4 separate regions of the Homo sapiens genome follow, and all the other regions are linked to region 1. A link is a loop called in an ENCODE intact Hi-C map of the cell type or tissue named here. Cell type or tissue: heart left ventricle. All regions are shown on one strand. Region 1 overlaps PRDM16 (PR/SET domain 16). Region 2 overlaps PRDM16 (PR/SET domain 16). Region 3 overlaps PRDM16 (PR/SET domain 16). Region 4 overlaps PRDM16 (PR/SET domain 16).

Evidence for each region. Hi-C counts contacts between places; a loop is a spot of excess contacts. Peaks named below come from ENCODE experiments on the same cell type or tissue, not always from the same donor. Only the 100,000 strongest peaks of a DNase experiment are listed, where the experiment ranks them.
Region 2: a loop joins it to region 1, with 2.6 times the contacts of the local background. A loop is called at or near these places in 5 of 110 quality-filtered maps.
Region 3: a loop joins it to region 1, with 2.3 times the contacts of the local background. A loop is called at or near these places in 2 of 110 quality-filtered maps.
Region 4: it touches region 1 in a loop (2.2-fold over the local background); 16 of 110 quality-filtered maps call a loop at or near these places.

What each region holds. Positions count from the first base shown.
Region 1 is chr1:3,281,847-3,286,846 of GRCh38, reverse strand. All of the region lies in intron 3 of PRDM16 (PR/SET domain 16), which reads right to left. It overlaps LOC124903828 (collagen alpha-5(IV) chain-like), which reads right to left. Exons shown (of 2, transcript XM_047436627.1): 1 at 1-5,000. The coding sequence starts at 28. Among named protein-coding and RNA genes, the nearest start is that of MIR4251, 160 kb to the right of the region's middle. In heart left ventricle, CTCF peaks have their summits at 2,501 and 2,700; a DNase peak (open chromatin) is centred at 2,720; H3K27ac peaks cover 668 bases; H3K27me3 peaks cover 430 bases.
Region 2 is chr1:3,168,057-3,173,056 of GRCh38, reverse strand. The region is part of intron 1 of PRDM16 (PR/SET domain 16); the gene reads right to left. Among named protein-coding and RNA genes, the nearest start is that of MIR4251, 43 kb to the right of the region's middle. In heart left ventricle, no CTCF peak of the experiment used is centred here; DNase peaks (open chromatin) are centred at 1,797 and 2,366; H3K4me3 peaks cover 1,507 bases; H3K27ac peaks cover 1,837 bases.
Region 3 is chr1:3,195,027-3,200,026 of GRCh38, reverse strand. The region is part of intron 2 of PRDM16 (PR/SET domain 16); the gene reads right to left. LOC107984909 (a long non-coding RNA gene) reads right to left here. Exons shown (of 2, transcript XR_001737869.2): 2 at 4,501-5,000. Among named protein-coding and RNA genes, the nearest start is that of MIR4251, 70 kb to the right of the region's middle. In heart left ventricle, no CTCF peak of the experiment used is centred here; no DNase peak of the experiment used is centred here; H3K27ac peaks cover 3,133 bases.
Region 4 is chr1:3,407,864-3,412,863 of GRCh38, reverse strand. PRDM16 (PR/SET domain 16) reads right to left here. Exons shown (of 17, transcript NM_022114.4): 9 at 64-1,480. Among named protein-coding and RNA genes, the nearest start is that of ARHGEF16, 44 kb to the left of the region's middle. RefSeq lists an enhancer at 3,826-4,403. In heart left ventricle, a CTCF peak has its summit at 2,525 (motif pointing right); a DNase peak (open chromatin) is centred at 2,539.

The sequences.
Region 1 (5,000 bases):
GAGTCCCATGCTTTCCATCCTCTTGCATCTGAGCTGGGCGGCCCCTCCACTCTGTGTGCCTCTGTTTCCCCGAGTGAGGCTTGCAGGTCTCCTGTGAGTTAAGCGCCCAGCACGTAGAGGCTGTCGGTATGAAAATGGTGACTAGAATTTTGCCACCAGCACAGTTGGTGTGGGAGGAACTTGGGGGTGCAGAAGGCTGAACCCCCAGGCCCTCAGGCCCTTATGGAGGACACGGGGTTCCTGAGCATCCAGCTTTCTCTGGGGGTCCATGTCTTCTTCTTTCTCCTCTCCTGCATGTCAATTCAGGAGGCTGCAGGCTCGGTTGGGTCCAGTTGGTGAGGAGGTGCCACCAAGAGGAGGGAGAATTGTGGCCATGTTGCCGTCTGCAGAGCAGAGCAGGTGCTGATGGGAAACAGGAACCCAGGGCTGGAAGATTCCGGAATGCTTGCATGTCACCCACCTGGGGCTCTGCCAGGCAGGGGGCGGCCCTTCGGGCTGTGGGGACGCTGTGCTCTCTGAAGGGTTAACTGCAGTTGCGGCCCCCCTTGGTCCGCAAACACTGACCACTTTATCAACACGTGCTTCCCATTACCCACACAACTTGCAATATTCCTGGTGTCTGTATCAACTTGATTCAATTACTGGGACCACTGTGAGGGAACATTTCCTTCAGGGGAGCAAAGGCCCCAGTGCCTGTGGATGAGGAGAGGGAGCTGGAGGAGGAGAGGCTGTCGTGGGGAATGCTGACTCCATTCCTTGCAAACTCCTGTAATTGACTTTTTAAAAAATGGCATTAGCATTTAAATGGTCCCATAGTTATGGGGGTGAAGGTTCAGCACAATATGATCAATTTATTGAGCTCGTCAAATGTTCTTTTGATATTTATTTTTCCTTGTGTCACGCCGCAGGGGCTTTCTGGGTTTTCTCGTCAGCGGAGCCTGGATCTTTGATTGGGCTCCACGCTCGGCAGAGATGAAAACCACAAAGTCCACCTACCCTGGGGTCTGAGAAGCTCTTGCCAGAGAGGGCCAGTGCCCTTTCCCCAGGTGGACATGCCAGGTGTCCGGTGGTGGGGGGGCTTTCCTCTGCCATGGCCTGGGAGCAAGGCTGGCATCTGGAGAAGCAGACCTTCATCTAGCCATTTCCAGGGGGAGGAAACTGACCTTGGCCGTCCAGGGACCAGAGACGGAGGGGCTCAAGCACGCCCTGGGCTCAGGCTGGCTATGACCACGGCCAATGTGGATGTCGCGGGTGTGAGCGAAGAAGCCCGAGCGAGCATGTCACAGCTCCAAGCTCCCGAGCGAGCATGTCACAGCTTCCTGGGAGCATGCCTGCTCCCAGGAAGGCAGGGGACATGTCCGTCCCGAGATTTGTGAGTGGGGGCGACACAGCGGCTGTGGCAGGGCTGCTCAGTGGCCTGGGAATGCTTTGCAGCATCACAGGGATCAGGTGAAAACGTAAAACGACCTGAAAGGCAGAGCCTGGGGAACAATGGGGTGAGGGCAGAGGGCAGAGCTGCTTTCCCAGCCACACCTGGAGAGGTAATCAGAACGCCCAGGTGGCCAGCTGGAGGGGAGAGGCAGGGGCCTCCACGGGGCTGGGGCCAGAGGGCTGGGGTGCCCCAGGCCAGACTTTGCTCCTGGCTGCAGTCCACACAGCCCACCTCACCCTAGGTTTGCCCAGTGGGCTCTGAAAACCTCACCAAGGACCTTGGGACTCTCAGCAGGAAATGCTGGGGGCTGGCCCAGAACTTGGGGGGGCCAGAGAGTGCCAGCCTGCCTCCCTTGCACCCCGTCCAGGGCACCAGGTGAAGCGTTCCATGCTCAAGGGCTATACCGGCCAGAGAAACCTACCAACATTCGCCTCCGAAAGCCCGGGCCCAGAGGGGAGCAGGTCACTCAGGGCTTACAGCCCAGGAAGGGCCAGCGTGGTGAGTAGGTGCACCAAGCTCGGAAGCTGCCCTGGCGGCTGCAGACTCCTCAGCCCGGCCTCCAGCTCTGACCCTTCTCTGCTCTGCCCTGGCCTGGGCGGGACCACGCTGGGTTTCCCAGGCTTGGCCACCCCAGGCTCACAGGTGCTCCGTGAAGCCCCCAAGACGCATGGCCGTTTCTAGAAGCAACACCCCTTATCCTCCTCTCTGGCTGAGAATGAACCCTCAGATTCCCCATCATAAGGCCACAGAGTCTATCTGAAGATGATCTGTATCAAGACCGCACTCCCACGTTCTCAGGGTGTGGGGCTCCCCCTGGCCGCCCCTTTCCCTGCAGGGCTGAACTCTGGCTGCTGGCAGGTCCTGGCTCCCGAAGGCTTCACGGCGACAGTGCCAGGAGAAGCCCACCTGGCAGTTGCTTTGCTCTGGACAGACTCCTAGGCCACCGGGAAACAAACTCATCATTTTGGCCACGCCTTACACTGGTTTTCTCTGAAAATTCTGGCCTAATAGGAGAACGCCCACCTGGCTCTTCCTCCCTCCCCCTCCAGATAAATACTGCCATCTTAACACTTTAAAAAACACACTCCAGGAACCACTCAGTTTACATAAAAAGCCAGACAGGGGCCGAAAACGTTTGACTCTTTATTTTAAAGGTTCCCAAAAGGCAGATAATGTCTGGGGAACCTGGGACGCTTAATGTCGGTTTGCCTTTGCAAACCGGTGTGCTTTGGCGAGATGTCCCCCAGGCAGGCGATAGAGGGCGCCTCCACCCCAGCTTCCCGGGCGGGCTACGGGTGGCGGGTGGCGGGCAGCAGCCCCTGCCCCAGGCCCAGGCCATGGGAGGATGGCCCCCAGCTCCAGGCCCCCCCAGGCCCGCTACCCTAGGATGGCGGCATCCCAGCCAGGACCACAGGCCAGGCCCCCAGCGCACTTCCAACCCTGCGATGTGCCTGCGTCTCCTGGACACACCGCGCACCGGTCCCCCGAATCTGAGCCACATTCCTCCCGCGGAGGCACCTGGGCTCCTGCAGATCCTAACCTCTTAGCTTTGCAGGCTTGGATGTTGGTCGGGGAGGCTGTGTGGCCGCAACACCACCAGCCGGCTTTGCTGGAAGATGCTGGGGGAAGCAGGCGGGAAATATACTCTTCCTTTGACCTTGAGGTCTGGTCCCCATAACCCTTCGCTGACCGCCCCGTCTCTCTTCCTCTGACCTTGAGGTCTGGTCCCCATAACCCTTCGCTGACCACCCCCTGTCTCTTCCTCTGACCTTGAGGTCTGGTCCCCGTAACCCTTTGCTGACCGTCCCCTCTCTCTTCCTCTGACCTTGAGGTCTGGTCCCCGTAACCCTTCGCTGTCCGTCCCCTCTCTTCTGTGTGTCTGTCTCTGCTGTGGACCTAGGGGCACCGCGCAGTGTGGGGCAGAGGCTGTTCTTTCCACTCTGGGGAGTGGGTGAGTTGGGTCTGCCTGGGGCTGTCCTATGCCATGGAGCCCACCTCCAGGGTCTGGCTGCAGGAGGGAGGGAGGGAGAGAGGGACAGAGGGAGGGGCATTGGAGAATGAACAAGGTTGGGGGGCAGCTGTGTCCTTCATTGGCCTAAGGCCATTTGCAGCCACCCCGGGCCCTGGCCAAGGCCTGGACAGACATTCCCTGGCACCTCCATTGCAGGGACAGCCCCGCCTCTAATGGGCAGCTGTGCCTGGGATATGCTGTGGAGCCCAAGCAGGAGGGAAGGTGACGAGGGGCTGGCTGGCCAGTTCCCACCCATGAGCCCGGCCACTGGGTCAGACCCCTCCAAAACCAAGTGTCGGGAGGGGCAGAGTGAAGACGCACCCCGCACCTGCTCGGGAAGCGCTGCCTCCCACCCGGCCTCACAGCCTCGCCTGTCTCACAGGGAGCCTTCTGCAGCATTGACTCTGCACTGAAAGATGACAGTGTCAAAGAAAACTCAGAAGGAAGGGAAGGGAGACGCCCCTCCTCTAACCGCCCTAATACTACCACGCCTCTCACTGCACCTGCAGGGGAGCCCTCACTACTCCTTGGAGTGACCCCGGGAGCTTGGGCTAGCGCTGGCTGCCCACCACCCTCGTGCCCCTCCGGCCACGGCTGCCTCCTGTGTCCCACGTTCGCCAGGCTTCAGACGGACAACAGTGTCTCCTCCCTAGGGAGAAAGGAAGCTGCCTGAGGAGCTTCGGAGTGGCAGTGACCAGCTCTGGTGGCCATGCTGATTCCTGGGTCTCGGGAGATGCCTGCTCTCTTGGCGAGTTTTTTCCAGACACCAAGACCAGGAAGGCTTCAGTGACCTTGGCAATAAGTCTTTCCCCATTTCCCTGAGAAGGTGACCATCCTCAGGTGGATTGAATCGTGGTGAGAGGTGTGCATGGAGCAGCATCAGGGGTATCCTCAGCTAAGTGCCCGCTGGGACAGAGCTGAGGAACAGGCTTTCCAAACCAGGGGGCCCTGCGGCGCTGGCCCCAGGTTCTGCTGAGGGTGACCCTGGCCTGTCCTAAGCCCGACAGTGGGGGGACAAGGTCTCTGGGTCGAGGACCTGTGGGGGCCAAGCAAGGAGCCCAGAGCCCCCACTCCACACACAGGCAGCGCCCTGCTAAGCCAGCTGGCAGGGCCAGCCTGTGTCTGGGGAAGGGCTGGTGCCCGGCACCTGCTGACCTCTCTGGGGAAACGTCTGCACACTGAAGCATGGCCTCCCTGAGCACATGCCTCTTCTAGAACATTCTGGGAACTCACTGCTCAGGCCTGTGAAGGGAGTCAAGGTTCGGAAGCTTTTCATGTGCAAGCCCAAAGCTGCTTCGGTGGTAAGGAGAGAGCTGGCGTCCCATACCTAGAGGCTGGACCTGGGGTTCTCAGTTCAGGTCACATGTTTGACTGAAGGGTTCATGGCTGACCTGACTGCAGCCCAAGGCCTTTCCTGCAGGCCAGCACTCCTTCTAGAACACCCCTCCACATCCAGGGCTGCGGGCGCCCACCTTGGCCTCATGCCAGCTCCAGGCAGACTGGGGCTCCAGTCTCCCTGAGCACCCTGCACCCCCTGGTACAGGGATGGCGTCTGCC
Region 2 (5,000 bases), 110 kb after region 1:
ACTGGACCCCTCAAATACCAGGCGGTGTTGGCTCCAAGCACTAGCTCCACGAGCTAAGATCTGGCATCGTGACAGCGTGCTTCTAGAAAGACTGTGGGCAGATACATGTAACATCAAATGTATCATTTCAGTCATTGTTCAGCGCACAGCTCAGTGGCATTAAGCACATTCATGCTGTGCGCTGCCTTCAGTCACCACCACCCATCTCCAGAACTCCTGCATCTCCCCAGAGAGAAAGTCTACCCCACAGACACTCTCCATCCCCTCCCCCAGCCCCGGCAGCCACCATTCTACTTTCCGTCTCTATGCATGTGATAACTCTAGGGACCTCCCGTAAGTGGGATCCTACACTATTGCCCTTTCACAGCCGGCTTACTTAGCTTAGCACAAGGTCCTCAAGTTTCCTCCAGGTGGTGGCGTGTGTCGCCGTTTCCTTCCTTTTGAGGGCTAATAGTCCAGGCATGTGGGTGCCGCCTTTGGCTTGTCTCTTCATCTGTGGATGGACACTGTGGTGTGTCCACATTTTAGCTACAGTGAAGCACACGCCACTGTGGGAAGCACGTGTGAACATGCGTGTGCCGTCTGAATCTACGGCGTGCTCTTAGCATCAACAAAACCCAGGCTATTCCACCCAAGTGAAACGAGGCTCCTGTCAGCAGCCCCACTGCCCAGATCTCAGGGTCTCTGGAAAGCAGGTAAGGTTGACTTCCCCCACCACCCTGGTTGACTCTCATTCCTATAGGCAAGGACAGGGTCTCCTTCCAGCCTCTGTACCTTGGGAGTGGGGTAAAGCCACTTCCACCTTCTGGACCTCAGCCTCCTCCTCTGTAAAACAGGCACGAATCCAACCGGGAAGACCGTGGGGGACGTTCAGAGCCGTATGCCCTGCCCCTCACCTGCATGTGAGTGGGTGATTCTGTTCTCAACTCCTTCTCCACCCTGATTGCTAGGTGGCCCCCACACCTAGGGCAGCTGGCTTGGCAGCCGGCAGGGCCCACAGCAGCATAAGGACATCGTGGAGCCGTTGAGTACCTCACAGCCTCCCGCTGGGCCCAGGGATGCTCCTTCAGCACCGGGGACCCCGTTCTACTGGATCGCAGCTCCCCCGGTGGCGCGGAGGCCGGGGGGCTTGCACCTGGAGCTCGGCTCGCTGCTCCAGGACTTTGTGCTCGGGAGGCGCCTGATCCAAGCAGGGCGACAAGAGGTTCTGGCTGGTGGAGGGCCCGGGTGGCCACAGAGACGAGGGTCACCTCTCACCCGGAGGCTTCCTCAGGCTCTTCCTGGAGGCTCAGCCAGGTGCTTAGGTGTTCTGGAGTCCTGGGGTCCTTCCAGAAAGAGGAAGGAAAGGTTCCATGGAGCCAACCAGAACCCAGAAGGGGCCTGGGCTTGCCAGCCCGAGGAGGGCAGGACAGGAGCCAGCTCAGCTCGTGGCCAGAGCAGATTTGGGGAAGGGCCCCCCAATACACACAGCTGTGTTTCTGCAAACTCGGAGGCTGTAAGTGGGATACCGAGGGCAGAGGAAGGGATGGCCAGTGACCCTGGGATGGCCACCTCTGCCAGCTGCCAGAGCACCTGCGGCACTGAGGGTTTGGAGGGGGTTGCAATCAAGGCCAGCGTCCTCGCAGGAGGCTCTGCAGGCCAGGCCACCCGAGGACAAAGTGCACTCAGCCAGGGCTCGTTCAGAAAAGAAAACACACTCGGAGATTTCTGTTCTCTGCTTCCCTTTCCCTGGCTCTGCCCGGACAGCGAGGAGGAGGAACAAGGGGTTAAATGCTGAGCAAGCGCCGTAACAGCCGACCGCCACCAAACTATTTATAGACTTATTTATCTCTTTAGTTCCTACCAACTGGGCCTGTGGCTGCCGTGCACAGGCCAGAGCAAGTCACGCCGCAAGTAAACAAACGTGGCCCCGAAATAAAAATCGCAAGAGGGAGAGAGGGCCCCGAGCACTGTCAGTCTGGAAGGTGCAGGTCTCCGTGGGGCGCTGAGGGGTGCGGGGTCCCGCTGGGACAGGGGTGCCCCTATCCCAGCCTTCCCTTAGGGACTGCAGCGAGGCTGTGTGGGCTCTCTAGCCAAGACGGGCTGGGGAGGACAGCCTCGTTTGGGCTGGCGCCATCAGCCCGAGCTCTGGGAGCTGAAACACACGTTTCCCCGGTGGCCTGCCTCCACCGTGGCTGCTGCAGACAGAGAAGGCCATGGGCTCCCGACAGCCCTGGCTGCTGGGATGAAAACTGGGGGTTTGCATCATGGGGTGGGGAGGGCACTGTCCATGTCCGTGTGCCTCCAGCCCTGGTGACGGGAGCGGCCAGGACAGCTTTGTTGCCAATGGTGGGTGCAGGCCCTCCCTTCCCCTGCTCCCCCGGGCCCCGCCTCCTCTGGGCACAGAGGCGGGCTGGCTCACTGCCCTGGCCTGGCCTCCCACCAGAGTGGGGGTGGGGAGCTGCGGAGGCTGAGGCCTTTGAGGCCTGACTCCCCGCCCCTCGCAGCCAGGGCAGGGTCTGGGGGCCACCCAGATGCTCCTAGGGAAACTGGTGCCACCTTGGGCTCCGGCTCTCGGGGCCAGGAGGACCCTCCCTGGATAAACTCATTGCCCAGCACCTGGTCCTAATCCACTCGGCTCTGCTCCCTAATTCCCACCCACATGGTGATGGGGCTGCAGTGGAGGGGTGGGGAGAGCAGCCTGAAGGTGCTCCCATCACCCTCAGGTCCAGAGAGCCTGGGACAGCTGCAGCCCCTCTCTGGAAGCCTCACCCCTTCAGGCCTGGAGCGGGGGATCTCTGCACCCCCACCCCGGAAGGGCCTGCAGGCACTCCTGGGGGAAGCAGCCAGGCTGCAGGTGCAGGGCCACCCTGGCCCCCTGGCCGCACTTGCCCTGATGAAGACGTTCATAGTTTTAACCACGGAATCAAGAACTTAACCCTTCCCAGCCCGTCCGCGCTCAGCTGCCCTCAGATTCATTTAGCAGGCCAGCGGCGAGGAAAAAAGAAAGAAAAAAAAAATTCATTAATTTTTATTAACAGGGAGAGCCATTTGTTCCCTGTGACAATATTTGACTTGTCGAAATGATTTTCACCTCTGCCACGAGGTGTGCACAGTCCACATACATCACCCGATTACTCGGAGCGCGCGGGCCGCGGTCATTAGGCAGTGAATTAACGACAGTCCCCCCGCTATTAATCACCCTGACAAAGGCGTTAGCTCGCCGCTGACCCGAGCGTGGCCCATGGACACGGCAGCCAGGGGAGAGGGCCCGAGGCTCGGGGGGAACCAGGGGCTGCGGGGGAGCCCAGCCCTTCCCCACCTGCCCCTTCAAGATCCTGATGGCGTACAGGAGCCAGAGACGGTGGAAGTGGTGCAGGCCCTTGCGGGTGTTGGGGGGCCCGTGGGGGGCGGGCTCTGTTTTTTTTTCTTTAATCGTTTGTTTTCCTCTGTCAGCCTCTTTGTTGAGGAGGTGACAGGGATACTCTGCCCCTCAGCAACAACCCCGGGACCTGGCCTGTTATTATCTCCATTTTATGGATCAGGAAACTGAGGCACAGAGAAGCCAGCACATGCCCCAGGCTGTGCACGGGAGAGGGGTGGGGCTCAAACCCCAGGCCAACAAGCCCCTCGGCCTGCACTCCCACCCCTGTGTGGTATCTTCCAACCCCCGGCCCTGAGGAGAGTCGCTAGGGACGGGGCTCCCATGGCAACCGTAGGGTGTTTCCCTGAGCTCTGGGTCAGCCTCAGGAGTGTTTTCTAACCCTAGGGATTCAGGGTGGTGGGGGCCGGATGGAAGGGCCTTAGGAATCACATTTTTATGAGGTTTGTTTCTTCCCGAGGTTCCAAACCATGGGTTTTGTTGAAAAGAAACAGTAGAAAATCCACACAATACCTCCATGGGCCCATTTAGCATCAGGGCCAGCTGAGGCTCAGAAAGTGTCCAGGGCCACACACCACACTTGTCACAAGCCTTCCAAGTAGAGGCTGGAGACCGCAGCAGCGGCACAGCACAGGGTCTCAGGACGTCCCTCTTACAGGGGTGGGGAGGCTTCTGTTGGACTCATCAGCCTACAGGTTACAGCCCCATGTCCCCTTGCACTGGTCCTGAACCTGCACCCTGGGCGTGGCCACAGGGGTCAGCTCAGGTGGGAGGGGGTGTGGGCAGCAACCACCTGGCTCCAGGAGTAGGCTCGGTAGGCCAGAGCTTCTCATCTGCAGAAGTGGAACGACAGTGGCCACCTGGCAGGGTCCTTCTGAGCATTCCAGGAAATGATGTTGGCAGAGCACTTTCCATGGGCCGGGCAGGTGGCAGGTGGCCCGGGAAACACGGGCCCCCACTCCCTCCTCATTCCCTGACATACTTTAACCATTTTTTGCACATTAATCCAATTAATCACCTTTACATTTTAAAGCAATTTCTTTGCATTAACTTAGGCATCAGATCTGTATTTCGGTCTGATCTAAACCAGGGTATGAAAGGGCGAGGGGCGGGGGTGGGGCGGGAATAGCTGCGGGTCCATTTGTCTTCTTTCTCCGGACTTCTCATTTTTTATGCCTCAGCAAATTTCCTGATTTTCCTCATTAGCAACTAATTTACAAGTCTCAACAATCTTTCCACCTGTTCCTTCCACCGCGGGGGTTGTAAGATTGGAAAGAGCCACTTGCTCACTTGTGTGATGCTGGTTCCAGGGGTTCCAGAAAACCAGGCAGGGGTGGGGCAGGAGGATGGCTGCATGGGAACGGGGGCGATGCCACAGAGGCACTGGGAGGCAGGGGTGGGGCGGGAGGATGGCAGGAGTGGGGGCGATGCCACAGAGGCGCTGGGAGGCAGGGGTGGGGCGGGAGGATGGCAGGAGCGGGGGCGATGCCACAGAGGCACTGGGAGGCAGGGGTGGGGTGGGAGGATGGCAGGAGCGGGGGCGATGCCACAGAGGCACTGGGAGGCAGGGGTGGGGCGGGAGGATGGCAGGAGCAGGGGGGCAATGTCACAGAGGCGCTGGGAGGCAGGGGTGGGGCGG
Region 3 (5,000 bases), 87 kb after region 1:
CCAGGAGGAAGTGAGGTCCCTTCCCCAGCAAGACCCTGGGAGGCCTGTAGCCTCTGCATTCCCCTGGTGGGGGGAGAGAGACGGAACACAAGGACATCCCTGTCCTGGGATCACTGCACAGCTGTCCTGGAGCCCTTGAGGGGCAGGGTCACCTCTGAGAGCTCAGACTTGAGACAGGGTGCACCGTGGTCTCTCCGGGAAGACAGCATGGTGCTCGTGTCCATGTGGGAGGCATCAAGGGCCAGCAGAGTGGCGTCCTGTCCCGGAGGGCCCCTTGGGGCTCGAGTGCAGCTGGGGCTCCTAGCCGAGCAAGACTTGCGCTTCTCAGCCCCCAGCGATTCTTCATGCACTAGAGAGGCTCATCAGAGGCCCACCCCATGGGATGAGGATGCTTTGAGGGGGCCCGGCAGCTCCAGTGCAAACCTAGCTCCAGGAGCCAGGGCAACTGGAACCTTCTAGAAATGGGACTTTGGCTGACCCAGGAGCCTGAGCAGCCTCTCCTCCCTTCTTTCTGCCTAGAGATTCTTGTTCCTGGGGTGGGCAGGAAGGGGAGGACTGAGCCAGCCAGCCTCTGTAGGTGGAACATGTGAGCTGTTACCAAGAAGCTCAGCAGAGCCCCACTGGCAAGGGGCTCCGGAGGCCCGGCCATTTCATGTTGCTTATGTTCACGTATTTCCAGCCTGGCTCGTTGTTTTCACACAAGGTTTTATTTTTGTGCCCCTGCCCCAGGCCCTGAGACCCCCACCGCTCTTTGGGGGACACCTGGCTATGGCTCTCCGCCCACAGGCAAGCTCCTCGGCGGCACCCCATGGCCATTGGCAGCTTCTGTCCCCGAGGATCCAGAGGTGCCTGTTGAAACTGTGGAGCAAGCAAGCATCCTAATCCCCCTCTGCCGCCACCCCGCACAGCACTCTCTCCAGCCTCCGCTGAGCGCCAGGGCTGAAACGAAGGCTGATAAATTAGTCTAGAGGGAAACAAGGCCGCTTCTACTTGTAAAAGGTCATTTCGACTTTGTTCTGGGTGAGGGTTTATCTCAGCTGCTGCCGCGACAGACAATGCCTGGGGCCTAAATGGCAGAAATCTTAGCTCTGCTCGTGAAATTACGGTGCTGATAAGCCGGAATGGACTTTAGAGAGATCTAAATGGGAACGGAGTGGACGTAGGTATTTTTGAACATGATTGAACAGAGACGACACAATGGGATGTACAATTAAACTGGGCATTAGCCCAGAAGGAAGGAACTCTGCCGACTCCGCCGAAAGCCAGACAAAGGGGGTTCCCGCAGCCTGCGTGCGGCTGGTAATCCCTGCCCCAGCCTGGTGCAAGAGGCGCAGCCGGGACCGGAGGACCAGAGTGGATGCACGAGAGCTCCTGGGCGGCTGCTGCTGGAGGCTGGTGCCGTTCTTCATGCAGCAGGGGAGAGTGGGGCCCACTCACCAAGCCAGCTCCCTGGAAAGCACGGTGGTGCTGCCCACGCGTCCCAGAAGGCCACGGCCCAGTGCCACGCCAAGCACTCCAGGTGGGCCCGGAGCTGCAAAAGCAAGAAGAGACCACGCTCCCCTGCACAGCAGACACACTCACGGCATCCTGGCAGCTGAGTGAGAATAGTCACTTTGAGGCAATTCTACTCACATATGTCCCAAACGACAGGAAAGGCCCAGCCAAGGCCACGCAGAACAAACCCTCCATGCAGCAAGGGTGCCGGCTTGCAGCCATTCTCCAAAGGGCCTTCTCTAAGGCACTCAGATAAACTCCTCACCCCAGAGAGACGCTGCCCTGCGCCGACCTGGCCCCTTAAGGCAGGTGCCTTCAACCACAGCAACCCAGCCACACTGCAGCTCGGGGGTCCAGAGAACGCATGGAGTGCCCGCCCCTGACCCGAGCAGATTCTACCCGCGTGCAGGAGGCAGCAGAGACAGGCAGCCCACAGGAGTTGTCCTCAGGTCGCTGCCCCTCAGCGGGCCTGTGAGCAGTTGCGTCACCCTCATCTCTGGTTGAGGCCAAGGTGGCCCGTAGCACCCTGAGAGCACATTCCTACCCCAGCTGATGACCCGGCCCATGAGAATTCCTGCCACAGGAGAAGCTCTGACCAGCAGCAGGCCTGGCGGGAGGGCAGTGGGACCTGCCACTGCCCCCTGAGGAGTGCGAGGTTCACGCGCTCATCCCCTGACCCTCGTCCCTGACCCAGGGAGACCTCTGTGGCCTGGAACGCGTGGGACCTGCGTCTGACCCAGGGGAGGGAGGGCCACCCAGGAGCTGGCCCACAGGCCTCAGGGGGCCTCTCCAGGGAGCCGCCAGGCCACAGCCGCCCACCCTCAGGAGGGGCCGCCCTCCCCACCCATTCTGCTCCCTGCGAAGCCTGCTGCTGGGAAATTACTCAAAATTAAAAGATCTCAAGCGCAAATGATCTGTACTGTAGATTCTTCAGTCTTAGTGGTCCAGTTGCTTCCTGCCGCCCTCGTAGGCCTACCGCCTGGCAGCACAAAGCTGATCCCGGCACAGCCTTGCAGGGACCGCACTGCAGGTGCAGGCACCAGAGGTGAATGAGCTGCCTCTCAGGCCTGTGCCAGCCCTGCCTGGCTCATGGGGCACGCTCCTCTAGGATGCCAAGGCTGTAGGATCACCCAAGGGACAATTGGACTGAGTGCCCACGACGAGCTGGGGCCGCTGTGATGGCTGGGGGCACACAGGAAGGAGGGGCCTGCCCTGCTCACAGCTGACATCTGGGAGCTGCAGGGGCAGAAAGGGCCCGCCTGGGGGTCGGGACCCTGGGCTCTTGTCCTGGGTCCACCCAGCCCATGGTCGCATATGACTCTTTCCCTCCCTGGGGCCCAGTTCATAACTGCACTGGGAGGGGGAGGAGATGGTGATGTCCCAAGGGGGACTCAGGTATGACAAGGGGCCCCTCCTATCTTAGCCATCACTCCATGCCCGGGGGCGCGTGGCTGGTCAGCCTCGGGCCGCCTCGTGCAGCTGTGGCCGGGGACAGGAGCCATGCTGATGAGCCAGTGGTGTGAAGCTCACCCCCCAGCCTCAGCGGCTGCACAGACCCCCCTGGGCAACAGTGGGGTCCCCCAGTGGACCCAGGCACCCGCCTCTTCGCAGCTCCAGCTTCTGCTCCTTCCACCTGCCCTGCTGAGGCCTGTGGTCAGGAAAGGCTCTGCTGCTACCCGTCAGCCTCGGCACCTTTAGGAAAAGCCTCTCTGGGCTCCCATGGGTAGGGGAGGAAGGAAGTTCAGGGCGGGCCCCTTTCCCAGGGCCTCCTCCTGGGCTGGACTCCTCCAAGTGCCCCACAATGATCGCTTCTCAGAATGCAGACTCCTGGGACCTCCCCCGGGAACTCTCAGCCAGTAGTAGGTAGAGAATGTGGCCTGGAATTGGGTGGGGGTCTCACAGGCTGACCATCTGGGTCAGGAACCCCTGCGGTTCCTGGCTGAACCCCTCTCTGGTGCCACGGGCACCCTGGGGCCACCGCAGAATCCCAGCTTCAGGCAGGGGCACCGGGCGGTGAGCCTCACTCTCTGCCAAGTGTCCCCAGCATTCTCAGGCCCCACAAGGGCCCATGGGTCTACATTTGGGACCTGCTTTCAAACAAGGGGACAGCAGCTTCTGAGAAAAAGTGGGGCTGAGGTCATGTTTACGACACAGAATTCCCCCAAGCCCAGAGAGGGCCATCGGCTGTAGTGAAGTCAAGTTCCAGGGCCCGGCTGGGTCAGGGACCTGCAGAGGACAGAGCCATGTTCAGGCAGGAGCATGAGGCACTGGGCCCAGGCAATCGGCCTGCAAGGCGCAGAGTTGAGACTGCCCCACCTACATGCTGTTAGTGGGGGCAGGAACCGGGTCTGGGCCCAGCTGCCGCCCCTGCTGGAGCTCACCTGTGCCTCTCCCACCTGGCAAGAGCCTGGCTGCCCCCAGTGAGCTCCTGCTGGGGTCACTGAGCGGGACCCACACCTGCCTCTGGGCCCCTGCATGGACAAACCTGGGGGCTGGGAGCTATTCCTTCCTTCTCAGCCCCGGGTTCCCCTGTCAGAGCGAGGGTGGCTGTGTCCTAATCACAGCACAGCTGGGAGGGTCCCAGTGTAGACAGAGCCTCACAGAGACCAGGGCACACGGCAGGTGCCCACCAGGCCCATACAGAGGCCACATGCCTCTGTCATACTCCCTTCACATCCAATCCTTATTTTCCCTAAGGAAGAAAGAAAGGGAGGAAGGAAAAGGGCAGGAGGCTCCGGAGCACCCTGTTCTCACAGGGAGCCTTGGGGGACCTAGGGGGAGGCTGGGCCACGCCCCCACGCAGAAGCCCTTCTCCCTCCTGCTTCTGGCAAAACCCTGAAGACATTTTCAGGCTGGCAGCCCTGATGATGTTTTCAGGTCTCTTGGTACAAGCGGCCGGTTCCTGAGTAAGGGTGGGCTCTGGGTGTCACTGGGACAGGGGGGGCGGGGCGTGTGGGATGCGATTGGCAAAATACTATTTAAGAAGTTGGTATTCACAGATGTCTCTCGAATATGAAAAGAAAATATTTATTTCCTTTTTCGCTTGTGAATCAGAATGCTCTATTTAAAGAAAGTCCCCTCTGCTGGGCTGCAGCGGAGTTATTACCCCTTAAGGAAGTAAAGGAGAGCCATCAGGGAGGTATTCTTAGTCATTCTCTCTCCTTTTTTCTAAAATTCCTTATATACCCGTGCCTCCGAGCCGGGCCGAAGATAGTGCAGGATTTCATGGCATTCTTGGGCTAAAAACGTCTAGGGCTGATGTCACGGTGCCGGGGGACATGGGAAGCCTGTGCTGTGACTCCTCCACGGCACTGCCGGCTTCTCCCGGAGCAACGCCGAGGCCCATGGGTTTCTCTGCATCCCTGTCCCCACGGTGGCCTCAGGCTCCGCACCATCCCACAGGGCCCCGTCTCTCTCCAAATCCCGACGCTGTGTGCCTCGCCGAGCTGCCCGGTGCTGGCTCCACGGGAACACTCCTCAGAGCATCCACTGGCCGGTGCGCTCAC
Region 4 (5,000 bases), 130 kb before region 1:
GCCCGCCCAGCACCGCCGCGGCCCCGCCCCAGGGAGAGCCAGTGAGGCTGGGGTGCTGAATACCTGTAGATGGGGTCCATGAAGAAGGGCGAGGGCTTGGCGTAGTGGAGCGGGGGCTGCTGGGGCATCCGCGCCGGGCACACCTGGGGCAGCCCCTCGCCGGCGCCCAGCTTGCGTTCCCCATAGACGTGGTTCTTGCGGGGCTCCCGCCCGCCGCCGTTTTGGCTGGCACGGGCCCGGCTGCCGATGCTCAGGTCCAGCGGCTGCTCCTCGCCGGATGCGGGGGCCGAGGGGCCCTTGGGCATGGGCAGGATGGGCTTCACGTCTTTGGGCTTGGTGGTGAGATCAAAGGGGCACTCGGCACTGGGGCCGCCCACCTTGAGGGCGTCCCGGGGTGACTTTGGCTCGGCCTTGACCAGCAAGTTGTGGGCGAGGGCTCGGTCCGTGAAGGGGTAAAGGGAGTGGGGGAAGTTGGGCAGGAACTGGAAGGGGAACGCCGAGTGGTAGGGGAGCGAGCCCAGCTTCTTCTCCTGCATCCCCATGAAGCCGGGGCCAAAGTACTTCTCGGCAATGGATGCGATGGCCTTGATGGAGTCCCCGGCGGCGCCCGTTGCAGTCAGCAGCTGCTCGTCGGGTGGCGGGAAGAATGAGTGCTGGGAATAGAAGACAGGCACCTCGGCCACGCTGTTCGGGGCCCCCGGGGGCGCCAAGCCGCCCCCAAACTTGGGCTGGCCCTCGGCGGACTTGCCCTTGCCCTTGTCCTTGTCAGGGTCGCTGTCCACGTCGCTGTCCAGGTCCGAGCCCGTCCCCGTGGTCGTGTCCAGGTCGGTCCCCGTGGTGGTGTTGACGTCCTCAAAGTCACTGCCGTCCGACATGTCGCTGCTCCTGGTCTTCAGCTTCTCCACACAGGAGTCCTCCAGGCGGCTCTCGAACTTCTCCTCGGGCCCCGCAGCTGCCGTCGTGCCCTGGCTGCTGTTGCTGACGGCGGAGACCAGGGGCAGGGCTGGGTTCCCCAGGGGACTGGGGAGCTTGGCGTCCTGGGTGTGGTTCAGGGGGCTCTTGAGCAGCGATGTGGGAGGTAGCAGAGGCGGCCGGGGGTACAAGGATGGAGGGAAGATGCCCGGGAAGCCGGGGGTGAGTGCGGGGAACGTGGGAGGCGCCGTGGAGAAGGGCAGGCTCCCCGGGTGCGGCCTGGAGGGAAAGTACTCGTTGAAGCCCAGGCTGGCGTGATTGAGGCTGGGGGAGGGTTTTGCCTTGTCCATCATGGGGCTGGGGGTCAAGGGCAGGCCCGGGGCAAAGATGCCGCCCGGCGTGTAATGGTTCTTGCCCTCGCAGAAGCGCCGGTGCTTGTTGAGGGAGGAGGTAGTGCTGAACATCTGGCCACAGTCCTTGCACTTGATCTGCGTGCGGCAGTCGGCGTGCATCCGCTTGTGCCGGCACAGGTTGGAGAACTGCGTGTAGGACTTGTGGCAGACCTCACCTAAAACATCAGCAGAAGCCAAGACAAACCCGCATGAAATGACCGGGAAACCCTGCTGAAAACGCCACATGAAATTACTGGGAAAGCCAGCCGCTGGAGGGGCGAGGCTGGGGCTGGAAGCAGTCTGTCTGGGTGCATGTGCGTGGGCATGGGTGTATATGTGTGTACTGTGCATACATGCGTGTGTGCGTACACACAAATACACAGGCAGGTGCATGTGTGTCTGTGTGCGTAAGTGTCCGTGTCTGGGCAGGCGTGTGTGTATTCTGCAAGCGTGCGTGTCTGAGTGTGCACACGTGTGCACACATGAGCATGTGGAAACATATGTGTGTGTGCATGCGCCCCACCCAAGACTGGCCTCCAGTGACCAGCACAGATCGGGGGGCCGGTTGGTACAGTTCCTGCTGTGCCGCCACCTTCTTTGCTGGAGAATGGGCTTGCCACTGCTGTTTCCACCCTCCTACCCCACGGTGTTGCTAGTTTAGGAGCCAAGATTTTCAGAAGTCCCTGGGGAAGGTGAACCTGCTCTCCAGGGCGGGGCACGGGGAAAGCGAATGCATGTGATGGTGTCTGCCACTCCATCAGTGGATTCAGGGCAAGCTGGCTCAGGGCCCGCCCTGCCTTCGTCTTCACTTTTGCAGCTGTTCTAGCAGGGGTGGGGGCAGGACGCTGACCACGCAGACTGTGCCTCCTGCTCTCTAGAAGTTCACAGTGTTCCTAGTGTCCTCCCACCTCCCCTCTCCGCACCAGATCCTGCTGCCTGCACCCCGGAGAAGGCAGCCTCTGGGTTGACACAGACAGTTCCTGAGGTTCTCAGGAGGCCCCAACTCGGGGATCCCGGACTTTGGGGCTCCTGGCAGTACTCAACTACCCTTTGGAGATGGCTGGAGGTGGACATGGATAGGAGGTCACCCCGGGCAGGAGCCCTATGCAGAGGGACTATTCCCTGCTTGAGAAAAGTGAAAATCCTACTACTGGGAACCTCCTCAGACTGGGATGGAAGCGGCAGTGCCCGGCTCTGGCTGGCGAGTGCCAGCATCTTCTCTCAACAGGAGAGGGCAGTGCCGGCCCAGCTAGACTCCAGGACCCAGCGGCCTGGGGGTTCCGGCCATTTTCCTAAAGGCCTGTGAACGGTTGTCAGCGAATCACCAGCTTGTCTTTTGCCTCTTGTTTTTCTAAGAAAAAAGGGAGGAACACACACACATCTACACATGCACACACACAGCACACACAACCACACACCACATTCATACACATGCACACACACCACACACACGCACACACACAACCACACACATTCATACACATGCACATACACAACCACACACCACATTCGTACACACACAATCACACACATGCACACACAGCACACACACATGCACACCCCCCACACCCCCCCATGCAAACACACAACCACACCCCCCACACGCACACACACCCACACCACACACATGCACATACACACACACCACACCCACAACCACACCACACACATGCACACAACCACACACATGCACACAAACACCACACACACACCCACACCACACACCCACACACAACCACACACATGCACACATACACCACACACACCCACACCACACACCCACACACAACCACACACACTCACACCCACACCACACACACACCCACACTACACACACCACACAAACCACACACATGCACATACACCACACACACGCACACACACACCACAGACACGCACACCACACACACACATCCCGGCGAGTGTCTCTCTCTGTAGGACAATTTGCTTCCTAAACACGGCGTGGTGGAAACAATGATTTCAGCAAGCTTCTTGCTCACCAGAAATCGTCGGCTGCCTGATCTCCTTCGACTCCAGCTGGGAGCTTTTCCCCTAAGATGATCGTGTTCTTTCATCACGATATCTATTTATATTAACCGCTCTACCTTCCTGCTCGTCCAGCCTGGCGGGGCGTTTTCAAGGCTGAGGGGAGAAGAACTTTGTCTCGTTTCATCAAATCTGCCCTCTCTGGAGGGCTGCTGATGGACAGGTGACCCTCCAGAGGGAGGGTCTGTAAATACCCCTCGGTCACCTACCTGGCCCTCGGGGAGGCACTCAGCCCTGCCGGCCAAACAAGCACACCCTGGCTGTGCCCCACTCACACACTCTCACACCCACACGCACCAACTCACGCGCCCACACTCTCACACACACACGCACCAACTCACGTGCCCACACTCACTCACACACACCCACACTCACACACTCACATGCATCAACTCACACGCCCACACTCGCACTCACAGACACGCGCCCACACTCACGCTGTCACGTGCGCCGACACACGCACCGGCCCACACGCCCACACTCACACACACTGACATGCCCCGGCTCACACGCCAACCCTCACATGCTCTCACACGTGCCAACACATGCACTGGCTCACACGCCCCTCACTCTCATGCGTGCCAACACAAGCACTGGCTCACACGCCCACCCTCATGCGCTCTCACACACACACGCACCAGCTCACGTGCCCACCCTCGTGCTCTCACATCCTCCAACACACGCACCAGCTCACGCGCCCACACGCGCTCACACACACGCACCGGCTCACGCGCCCACACTCATGCACTCTCACGTGTGCCAACACATGCACCGGCTCACGCGCCCACACTCACACACTCTCATGCACGCCAACACATGCACCGGCTCACGTGCTCACACTCACACACTCTCACACATGCCAACACAGGCACCAGCTCACGCACCCACACTCATGCACTCACACACACACCAGCTCACACACCCACACTCACACGCTCTCACACGCACCGACACATGCACCAGCTCATGTGTCCACACACACGCTCTCACACACACACGCACCGGTGCACGCGCCCACACTCACACACTCTCACACGTGCATACTTATTAAAGCAAAGGCTCTTTCTGCAAAGTGCCCAGTGGGAGCCTGTGCACCTCATTCCCAGATATTATACTTCCTCTCTGTCCTGTTCTCCTCTCCTCTCGCTCTACCCACCCCTTCTCTTACACCCATGCACACACACGTTTGTACACAGCCCAGGGCACAGGTGAGCGCCTTGGTGGGAAAGACACCACCAGGAATGACACCCCCTCCGTCTGTGTGGCCAGTGAGGTGGGGGCTTAGGGCTTCCATCTGCCTGTGCCATGGGTGTGTCACCCAGCAGGTGGACACGGAGTCTGGCCATGAGCGCCTGCGCAGCTGTGACCTCTCCTGCAAGCAACTGACCATTCCTGGAAAGGGCCACGCCATTTGGACTCCCTCACTTGTTTGCAAATTCTCCTCTCCAAGCCTGAAGACCCCCTTCTGCAGTTGCACCAAAGGACACTGTGCAGTGGCCTGGGGGATACCAGGGCTGCGTTGCTTGTGTCTGATCTAATTTCTAAGGGAATGAGAATCTTCATAAACCCGATCTGCCCACATCTGGGGTTTTCCTTTAAGCTTTATCCCCTTAGCAAAAAGCCAAGGCACAAAGGTGAGCCGAGTGTGTG